2 separate regions of the Homo sapiens genome follow, and region 1 is linked to region 2. Evidence: read pairs that join two places in POLR2A ChIA-PET (ENCODE). Cell type or tissue: OCI-LY7. All regions are shown on one strand. Each heading gives the region's core, and the rest is flanking DNA. Links, peaks and the distances in the headings are about the cores only.

What was found. ChIA-PET counts read pairs that join two places held together with the same protein. Peaks named below come from ENCODE experiments on the same cell type or tissue, not always from the same donor. Only the 100,000 strongest peaks of a DNase experiment are listed, where the experiment ranks them.
Region 1: POLR2A ChIA-PET joins it to region 2 with 6 read pairs; 2 of 35 experiments call an interaction of 5 or more read pairs at or near these places.

Annotation. Positions count from the first base shown.
Region 1 is chr10:96,188,628-96,193,859 of GRCh38, forward strand. It overlaps BLNK (B cell linker), which reads right to left. Exons shown (of 17, transcript NM_013314.4): 17 at 544-3,465. The coding sequence ends at 3,346. It also overlaps a transcript of ZNF518A not described here and the pseudogene NPM1P25. Among named protein-coding and RNA genes, the nearest start is that of ZNF518A, 61 kb to the left of the region's middle. In OCI-LY7, for the core only: no CTCF peak of the experiment used is centred there; no DNase peak of the experiment used is centred there.
Region 2 is chr10:96,303,595-96,309,099 of GRCh38, forward strand. It overlaps DNTT (DNA nucleotidylexotransferase), which reads left to right and starts at 840. Exons shown (of 11, transcript NM_004088.4): 1 at 840-1,106. The coding sequence starts at 904. RefSeq lists an enhancer at 5,122-5,505. In OCI-LY7, for the core only: no CTCF peak of the experiment used is centred there; DNase peaks (open chromatin) are centred at 1,577 and 3,117; H3K4me3 peaks cover 878 bases; H3K27ac peaks cover 974 bases.

The DNA.
Region 1 (5,232 bases), core at 233-5,232, 110 kb before region 2:
ATTACCCCAGTTTCCCAGTTTAAATTGTGAGTCATCCTTTCTAGTACATTCAAAATGATTCAATGGTTTTCCTAAAAGGAGAAAAAAAACCTTTCCATACAAAATTTCCCAAACCCCTATATACCTGAATGTAAAAAATGCATATAAATTTTATTAGGTTTCTATGGCCGCCATAATAAACTGGGTGGCTTAAAAAGCCAGAAATTTATTGTCTTCAAGTACTGGACACTCAAAGTCCAAAATCAAGGTGCCACCAGGGCCATGCTCCCTCTAAAACCCGGAGGGAAGTCTGTTCTTGCCTCTTCCTAGCTTCTGATGGTTTGCAGGCAATCTTTGGTGCTCCCAGGCCTACAGATGCATCACTCCAGTCCCTCATCTTCATGTCGTAATCTTTTTTTTCAATAGAAACCATGCTACTTTATTAAAATGCCAAGTTTTAGTTCACATGTATATTTTTGTCTCCCCACCATTTCCATGTTCTGACCACTGCTACTACTATGTCCTATCATAACATTCCATACATATTTAAAACCAAGCAAAGGGTGAAGTTCCATCTTTAATAATGAAACAGGCATTTTGGACAACACATTCTTGGCAATGGAACCTGGACAACATTTATTAAACACAGTAGGGAAAGTTCTCACTCTGCATTATAGAAAGGACAGCCAGATATTGACTGTTAGAGAAATGAAATAAGATGGAAAAATGTTAACAAATTGTTTAAACTATTTTCTAAAGAGACTTCCTCCACTGCCAGGATCTTGAATAGTCTCCTGGTCAGTTGTCCGGAAGCAATTCTTCACATAATTGATGAACTTGGCTTCCACTTTGGGAAGAGAACCACCTTTTTCTATACTTGCTTGCATTTTTGATTTAATGTCTTCTACAGAACTAGGCCCTTTTGGTGTTTTACGAGTTTTTTCCTGTTTTTTGAAGGATTCTTGTCCTTTTAATCTTGGTGTTGATGATGGGTTTGAGTGTTTTCTATTCTGATTTGACTTTTGTGCATTTTTGGCTGGAGTATGTAGATTTCTTCAATGGTGCTTTTTCTTCAGTTTCCTCATCATCAAAATCATCATCATCATCATCATCATCATCATCATCATCTTCATCAGCAGCAAGTTTTACTTTTATTCTCTGGAATCTTGCTACCACCTCCAGGGACAGATCACTTTCCAGATATCCTTAAGAGTTTCACATCCTCCTCCTCTTCATCTTCTGACTCTGCATCTTCCTCCACAGCTACTAAATGCTGTCCACTAATATGCACTGGCCCTGAACCACACTTCAACCATAAAAGCACTGGTGGTGTTATTTCAAAGACCCCAAGGGAAACTGTTGGCTGTACAGACATTTTCAAAGGTGCCAGTGTTATTTAATTGGACTGCCTTCATAATTCATTGCCTCTGCTTCAACAATGTGCAGTTCATCCTTTGCACCAGCCCCTAAACTGACCGTTCTTAAGGATAACTGGTGCTCATTTTCATCATTATCCACCTTAAAGTGATCATCTTTGTCGGCCTTTAGTTCACAACTGAAAAGATAGTTCTGGGCCTCAGGGGGCTCACGTCCATGTCCATCGAATCTTCCATCAGGTGGCGGCACACACTTAGGTGGGAGAGAAAGCAGACGGAGATAAACGACCACTGCTCAAGAGAACAGCCATACAGGATGGAATCACGCCAGTAGTATTGTTCCTGTGTGTCTCTTCATATAGTCTTCTCTCTGTGCCTGCATCCAAATTTCCTAATTTTATAAGGACACCAGCCATTGTATTAAGGCCCACCCTACTGACCTCATCTTACCTTGACTATATCTGTAAAGACCTCATTCCCAAATAAGGTCACATTCTGAGATATGTGGCCTTATGGATTAGGACTTCAACATATCTTTTTGAGGGGACCACAGTTCAATCTGTAACATAGGTGGCAATTATGAAAGTTTATGACATTTAAATATACAATTATCTTTAGAAGTGAGTCATGAGTTACCCTGAAATTATTACCTTCTGGCCTTTCAACATACTTTCATAGATTGCTATCTTATGCAGTGGCCAAGTGTGTTCCCCATTTAATTATTAGACTTAATTAGCTGCTTTATCACTTCACTGCTGTCTGAAGTACACAGTAGAAATATATGACAAAGTATGATACATTTCTGGGATGATCTAAGACCTTGGACCTGATTCTCCACGATGGTATCTCTTTTATTCCTTGGTGTTCACCAATGTCTGCTTTTCTGCTCTTGTTTTGTGGGATATTTCTCTAGGAACTGGCTTTTAGTCTAGCTTTGCTGTCATTCCACTTTGAAACTTGATATGGTTTGGCTGTGTCCTCACCCAAATCTCATCTTGAATTGTAGCTCCCATAATCCCCACGTGCCATGGGAGGGACCTGGTGGGAGGTAACTGAATCACGCGGGCAGGTTTTCCCATGTTGTTGTGATAGTGAGTAAGTCTCATGAGATCTGATGGTTTTATAAAGGGCAGTTCCCCTGCACATGCTCTCTTGCCTGCCACCATGTAAAACATGCCTTTGCTTCTTCTTTGCCTTCTGCCATGATTGTGAGGCCTCCCCAACCATGTGGAACTGTGAGTCCATTAAACCTCTTTTTTTTTTTTTTTTTTTATGTAAATCACCCAGTCTTGAGTATGTCTTTATTAGCAGCGTGATAATGGACTAATACAAACCTCATATCAAGTTTAGGTTCTATTTGATAGACATGTAGATCAAAGAGGGTATAATTATCTTTAGTAAGCAAAACTAACAGCATAATCCTAGACAAGAACTTATAGAAAGTTCATATCCATATATATATATATCCCATGGTTGAGAGTGCTCACAAAAAGGAACCATTACATCCTTCTTGCCTATACTTACAGATATCATACATTACCTTTAATACCTTATTTTCTACAAATTAAAATTTTAACCAAGACTTAATTGTCAAGCATTGGCAGTGGAGAGCCCAGCTACATTAGTGTACCAATGATCATTGTGGAGGTTTAAATTTCCAGCCACTTTGTTTTATGCAAGAGCATTATTTTCTTATTTTGATAATATACTTTACACTTATTTTTAAAAATAAAAATATTTATTTGGAAAATATTAGTAGCATGATAACTCAACCTCACCAGATATTAACAGTTCATCAGGTCAGGCAATAGAACAAGTCCACATGAGCTTCTTAAAAAGAAATGGATGACCACTTCAATAGCTGACTCCATCTTCCATTTTATTACTGGATGATTCATAATCCAAAATATGAAGTTTTGGGACTTTTTCTCAAAAGGAGAAACTTTGGGAAAGTGTCTGAAGCAATGGTATTGATCTTTTTTTTCCCCCTTTATGAAACTTTAACTGCATACTTCAGTCTGGTGGAATCTTTTGTGTTATTCTGACTGTCAATAAGAACCAAAGGACTATGTTGATGATTCCTGATGATTTCAGCAACACTTCCAAAGTACTAGAGGAAGAAAACATAGATGAATTATACTTTGGCATTTGTGTTAAATTTGAGCTCCACTCCTCCCATCTTCTCTCATTCTCAAGTTAGTAAAAGTTATTACACCCCAGCTGACATTCTGCACAAAAAAATCTAGTTTAACAAAGGCTGTAACCTTCAAGGTGGCAGACCTTGGACTTTGCTGTATTAAGTACGAAGAAAAACACACTGACAGCCTCAATTAGCATAGCTACTTAGAGAGATTACTTCACTGAGTTATGATAAAATATTATAGTATATTGCTTTTTATTTACCGTTAAATGTAAAACTATCATACAACGCATTTTTCTACATTCTTTACAAAACATAGATCATCTCTTACTTTGCACAAGTCTCAGATACAAGAATTGATGTAATAAATTAACCTTAGAAATTTAGTACAAGGAAATAGTCATCTCCTAAACAAAATTATGTTTTGTTTTCTTTTTTAAACAAATAAAGAAAGCTTTATAAACCTTCATATTTCCATTTTTACTTGGTTCCTGGTAAGCTTAGAGTTAACTTAGTGCCTAATTAATAATGAAATTTCATGCTAGGCTCTCTCCATACATACTTATTTTTCCAAATTTTGATCCTTGTTGTCTATGGGTTTTAATTTAAAATTATCACAAATTTTGTTCTGAAAAATAATTAAAGTTTTGAAGGAAAGATAAAAACAAATGTAACACAGATCATGAAATTAAATTCATTGAGTATACAAAAGTGCTACAAGTTCACACTCATTAAATGTATTTAGAATCACTTTTTAAAAGTGGTGATTGTTTTACAACAGTGCCATGAGTTTAGCAGTTACTATCAATTGATTTTATTTTCTCGATTTTTTAGATAAAGACAAACATCCACAGTAAAATTTTTAAGTGTTTATTAATTGTTTGGATGACTTCCAAGTAGCTACATATTGAATAAAGTAAAATATTCAGAATATTGGCCAACATTTCCAAATGAAATACCAGTTGTCTTTTAGATAATTGGCTAGCTGAATATTCAGTCAGGGAGAGAGGTAAGAGACAGGGACTTTCAAATACCTTTAGTCTTTATTCTTTACTTCCTATTCAATCATTCAGCCATCTTGCAATTGCCAAAGAAATTCTTTCATTATAAATCCCATTAAACATTCATTCTGCTTGTTTGGCATAATATGTTGCTAAACCAAATGCAGTTGAAAGTTAAAGTTATGGACTCAAGGGCCAGAAAACGAAATAGCACAATCTCTTTGAAGTGGATTACAAGGGAAAAAGTGTGTCCTGAACCTAGGAAGCATAGGAGAGGATTGCTGTACTTATACAAACAAATATCTCATTCCGTCCCTCTAGTCCCTGAATATTTGTGAGTATTGCCTTGTTGTGGTGTTCGGGGATTGAAGTGTGTGCAGTAGGGAGTTGAGCTGAGTTGAAACATTTGAAGTAGGGAATGAAGTTGAAGAATATTTGTGATTTAATTTAAAAAAGAATTGGGCATAACATAGTTACAGCTTCCCCTCACTCTCCTTTTTTTCTGTTTTTATTAATTCAGTGTATTTGAGACAGATACATTCAGTGTATTTGTGGACAGAAAAACAACGTATTGGCCACTAAGATAAAGCAGACAGTTGTCAAAACTGTAAAATTACTCAATGTTGTATCACACAGTGCCAAAATAGCTGCATAAACAGTTAAATAGTTAATGAATTGGTTACTTTTTCTAGCCATGTACACACAAATACACACAGACTTTCAGAAAAACTCCACA
Region 2 (5,505 bases), core at 215-5,214:
CAAATTTAATTTTGCACATAAAGTTATGAAAATGTCTCCTTATGGCAGTGGTTATCATCTAAAAGTCATACCATCCCACTGAAGAAGACCTATTTTAGGGTTTATAACAGACTACTCTCTGGACAACCTTAATCCACTTAAAAAACTAATATATGCATACAGCATTTGGAATCCAAAGAACTGAATTCAAGATATGGCTTGGCCCCTTATTCTGTGATCTTGAATAACTGAGCCTTGGTTCTCTTGCTTATAAAATGTACCTATGTAAGTGAACAGGTGGTAATACCCACCATGAAATACTATGGAGCAGTTAGAAGCAACAGAGCAATTAGAATACGGATCTGGAAAACATAGTTCCAAGTGAAATAAAAAGGTGATTGGCAAAATGAGAAATGTAACAATGCCATTTATGTAAAGTCAAAACAACCACAAGCAGAATATAACACCCATGCAAATAACAGACATCCAGTACAGTGTAATGATTGTCTACAAAAGGAGGAGAATGCAAGTGAGTTGGGAGGTTTAAAGGGGATCAATAAATAAAGACCACAGAAGGGCCTCAGTACATTTAGAAATAAATAACATGCAAACAATGATGCTTCCCTACCTTCCTCACGAGGTTACTCTGAGGAGCTAATGAGATTGTGCGTATGAAAACAAAAGTTAATTGACTGTCTTCATTATGATCTCCATATTGGACAAATGAACTGAACAGAGATAAAAATTCCCCATCACACTTTGGCAGGAAGCTGTTGCCAGGGCAGCACCTGTGAAGCCCTGGCCTGGCTTCAGAGTCTGCTGGTGAGATGACATCAAAACCCTTCGTGTAGGAGGGTGGCAGTCTCCCTCCCTTCTGGAGACACCACCAGATGGGCCAGCCAGAGGCAGCAGCAGCCTCTTCCCATGGATCCACCACGAGCGTCCCACTTGAGCCCTCGGAAGAAGAGACCCCGGCAGACGGGTGCCTTGATGGCCTCCTCTCCTCAAGACATCAAATTTCAAGATTTGGTCGTCTTCATTTTGGAGAAGAAAATGGGAACCACCCGCAGAGCGTTCCTCATGGAGCTGGCCCGCAGGAAAGGGTTCAGGGTTGAAAATGAGCTCAGGTAGGACAGCATCGATCTTGCTTTGTAAATAAGCAGAGGCTTTGTGAACAGCTTCTTGGGAACCCAAGGAACCTGTGTTTTCTTCCACATGTGGAAGAGGTGATCTTCCCACTGGGAGAACAGCAGATTTGAAATCAAAGAACAACTAGTTAAGGAAAACGAGATAAGTGGGGACTGAATACAATTATATTGAAACTAGTTGACACCAAAAGATGAGATAAATTTTTTGTTTTTTGCTTTTCACTCCTATGAGATGTGTTATTTAGGGATGATAAGCAGAACACTAATTGGAAAATTTAATGCTGAACCACTCAATTCTATTCTTGACCAATTTGAACAAAGTATCACTGGGTTCAACAAAAAAGTTTTGGCTACTTTGATGCAGAAAGATGATTTGGTTGCTTGGTTCTTACCTATACATCTGGGCGTGCTAAGGCAGCTAGCATCTGTGGTGGGCGAGGATGACTAGCCAGCTTACCACAGGCACCCAGATGTGGCCTTGACCACATTTTTCCAAAGAGTGGTCCTAGTGGGGTTCTTAGAAAGAGAGATGCTAGGTAAAGATGTATTCACTGTTAAGACAGCTCTGTCCAGGGATGACAGACATCACACTGAGTGAGATGTAATCAGAGCCCAGGCAAGGAGGCGATAGAAGCATTTGGACCACCTAGATTGGTTCACTCACTAATCCACTCACCTTGAACAGCAATTATTCTTGTTGTTTTTCTAACTTCTGTGTAAGCTCTTCACTGATCTCAAATAGATGAAGAGAAAACAAGCAAAATCCAGAAACAAATGGTATTAGAACCTTGACATAAGTGATGGTTCTGGATTAAACTGTTAAGGGGCTTGCAATGAAGGAGTAATGATTTATGCAGTTGACCGCTTTGACTGTGCAAGAAATAAATTGACCACAAATTTTCAGGCAAAACTATAAAAATTTTATGTGAAAGGACATTTTGATTGTATAAATAGTCTTTGATATTTGAAAATAAAACTGACAAGCATGTCATGCAGAAGAAATGTCAGCTTCCAAGTGTTGAGGAGACATATTTCAAAAGTCAATTTTCAGATATGTTAATGTTCGCAACACCCTGATTCATATGACATTGACTTTTCATTCATTTTTTGCTAAAATGCCCCATTCAGAAATTCCTGAATTTCCTATGGCCCTTCTTCCACCTGATTTCTCTTTGCAAGGTCTCCTTTTCTCTCTTGCTGCCTCTCTGTAACCTCCTACAGCCACTCTGAATCTCATTTTCTAACATCCTTTCCAAGAAAATCCTAGATTTCATCTAACTGTTAAGCCTGCCTGATATTACAGACTTACATAGAAGGCTAGAGTTGGAGAAGACAGGAAGATTATATAGGTAAAGAAGCCAAAAAAATAGATTTTTTTTTTTTTTTTTTTGAGACAGAGTCTTGCTCTGTTGCCCGGGTTGGAGTGCAGTGGCACAATCTCGGCTCACTGCAACCTCCGCCTCCCAGGTGCAAGTGATTCTCCTGCCTCAGCCTCCCAAGTAGCTGGGACTACGGACACGCGCCACCACAATCAGCTAATTTTTGTGTTTTTAGTAGAGACGGGGTTTCACTATGTTGACCAGGATGGTCTCTATCTCCTGACTTTGTAATCCGCCTGCCTTGGCCTCCCAAAGTGCTGGGATTACAGGCATGAGCCACCACGTCTGGCCAAAAATAGATTTTTTGGAAAAGAAATTAAAAGCCTTAGCAAATATGGAACTGCTTTTCATGGTAAAGAAATTTGACAAGGGTTAGGCAGGAAGGAAAGAACCAGAAGCACCACTTACTGGAAAGCTCTCCATTGAAACGTCCAAGCTTCCAGCAAGGACCCGCTGATTTATTATAGACACAGCAATGAATACATACAAGGCGGCTGAGGCAGGCACTCAGGGAGATGATGGGAGGTAAGTTTCTTCTGTTGGCAGGACAGCTGAAGAGGCAGCTACATGCCCCAGATGCCTGCTGCCAGGGACCAAGCCCAGCTGCTCAGGCGGCGGAGGAAGCTCACTGGTGCATGGTGAGCAAACTGCCGCTGTGCATGTGATGATGGCAAAGTTCCCAGGCTGGTAGCTCAGAAGACACATTAAATACAAATGTGCTCTATGGCGCAAAAATAAACCACAGGAAGTAGAAGTCCTAGGTCTCAAACGGAATTTCTGTGCATAGATATATAGACTTTAATTGGATAGAGAAATAAAAATTATTGTAGGGGACAAATCTCTAGATACGAAATTTAGAAACCTCAAATCCTGGCTCTGAGCCTCCCCAGCCATGGGGTATGGGACAAGGTCCCCTCTCTCCCGACTGATTTTAATATCCTGATAAATGGCCTATCTGATGTGATCACCAAATGAGATAATGCATGTCAATGTGCTTTGATAAATTAAAACAGTTAGACAAATGTAAAGTGTAATTATTTTCTTGTGAATTGCTGGATCCATTGACCTTTACAGCAAAACCCTAAGGAATGGGCTCTCCCTCCACAATATGAACAAGGTCAAATGATATCAACAAATAGAACAAAGACAGGAAAGAAACCCGTCAACATGTTATAACTGGTTTTTTGGGAGTGGGGGTTGGTAGGGAGAGATTATGGCTGTTTTTATTTTCTGGGTTTTCCAGTTTTTTTTTTTTTTTTTTTTTTTTTTTTTTTGAGACGGAGTCTCGCTCTGTCCCAGGCTGGAGTGCAGTGGCACGATCTCGGCTCACTGCAACCTCCACCTCCCAGGTTCAAGCGATACTCCTGCCTAAGCCTCCTGAACAGCTGGGACTACAGGCACGCGTCAGCACGCCCAGATAATCTTTTTTATTTTTAATAGAGTTGGGGTTTCACGATGTTGGCCAGGATGGTCTCGATCTCTTGACCTCGTGATCCGCCCGCCTTGGCCTCCCAAAATGCTGGGATTACAAGCGTGAGCACCGTGCCTGGCCTCCAATATATTTTTTACAATAAGCATATATATATGTATGTGTGTGTGTGTGTGTATATATATATATATATATATATATATAAGCATATATATGTGTGTGTGTGTGCATATATATATATATATATATTTTTTTTTTTTGAGGCAGGGTCTTGTTCTGTCACGCAGGCTGGAGTGCAGTGGTGCCATCTCGGCTCACTGCAACCTCCGTCTCCCAGACTCAACGGATCCTCTCACCTCAGCCTCCCAAGTAGCTGGGACTACAGATGCGGGCCATGCCCGGCTAATTTTTGTAGAGATGGGGTTCCGCCATGTTGCCCAGGCTGGTTTTGGACTCCTAGCTCCTGCCTTCACCTCCCAAAGGATTACAGGTGTGAGCCACCGTGCCCAGGCTACAATAAGCATGTACTTTAAAAATAAAAATAACAAAGAAAGCTGTTTTTTCAGCTGATAGGCAACAGTTTTCATTGTTCCTAACACATTCTTTGGCTGTCAGAAGGATTAAATTAGAGAAGAAACCTGATTCCTGCTTTACTTGGGCCTGAACACACAAATTAGAAATGGTGTACCTCAAAGTGTTGCACTGTCTGGAGCTATTTCATTCTGCAACATGCATGCAACATAATTGGGTGGAGCTTTGCTAACATTTATGCTATATTGCAAAATACGTGCCATTCAATGTGCCATAGGAAGCTGGTCTTAAAACGTAGATAAGGGAAAGTATTAAAACCCTTGAGGCATTTTTGCATATTTATGAAAAGAATACTGAATTTTATTCCATGGCTAACTTCCTAAATTTTAGAGCAATTTGCCACCCGGGTCAAGCTGGAGAAGGATCAGAACCTACTGCTTGTCACTTTCTTATTTCATCCTGAGTTCCAATACGTGGAGCTATTTTAAAATTTCATTCTGTTATCAACCCTCCTCCATAAACACATTAGTGTCACTCGAGTCCATGTGAAGAGACCACCAAACAGGCATTGTGTGAGCAACAAGGCTGTTTATTTCACCTGGGTGCAAGCGAGCTGAGTCTGAAAAGAGAGTCAGCAAAGGGTGGTGGGATTATCATTAGTTCTTACAGGTTTTGGGATAGGCGGTGGAGTTAGGAGCAATGTTTTGTGGGCAGGGGGCGGATCTCAACAAAGTACATTCTTAAAGGTGGGGAGAATTACAAAGAACCTTCTTAAGGGTGGGGGAGATTACAAAATACATTCGTTAGGGTGAGGCAGAAACAAATCACAATGGTGGAATGTCATCAGTTAAGGCTATTTTCACTTCTTTTGTGTATCTTCAGTTGCTTCAGGCCATCTGGATGTATACGTGCAGGTCACAGGGGATATGATGGCCTGGCCTGGGCTCAGAGGCCTGACAATTAGTTAAGCTTACTCTCTGTGTCTTGACCCAAATCATTGATGCTGAGGAAGAAAATGCACGACCAGGAAGGTTGGCTC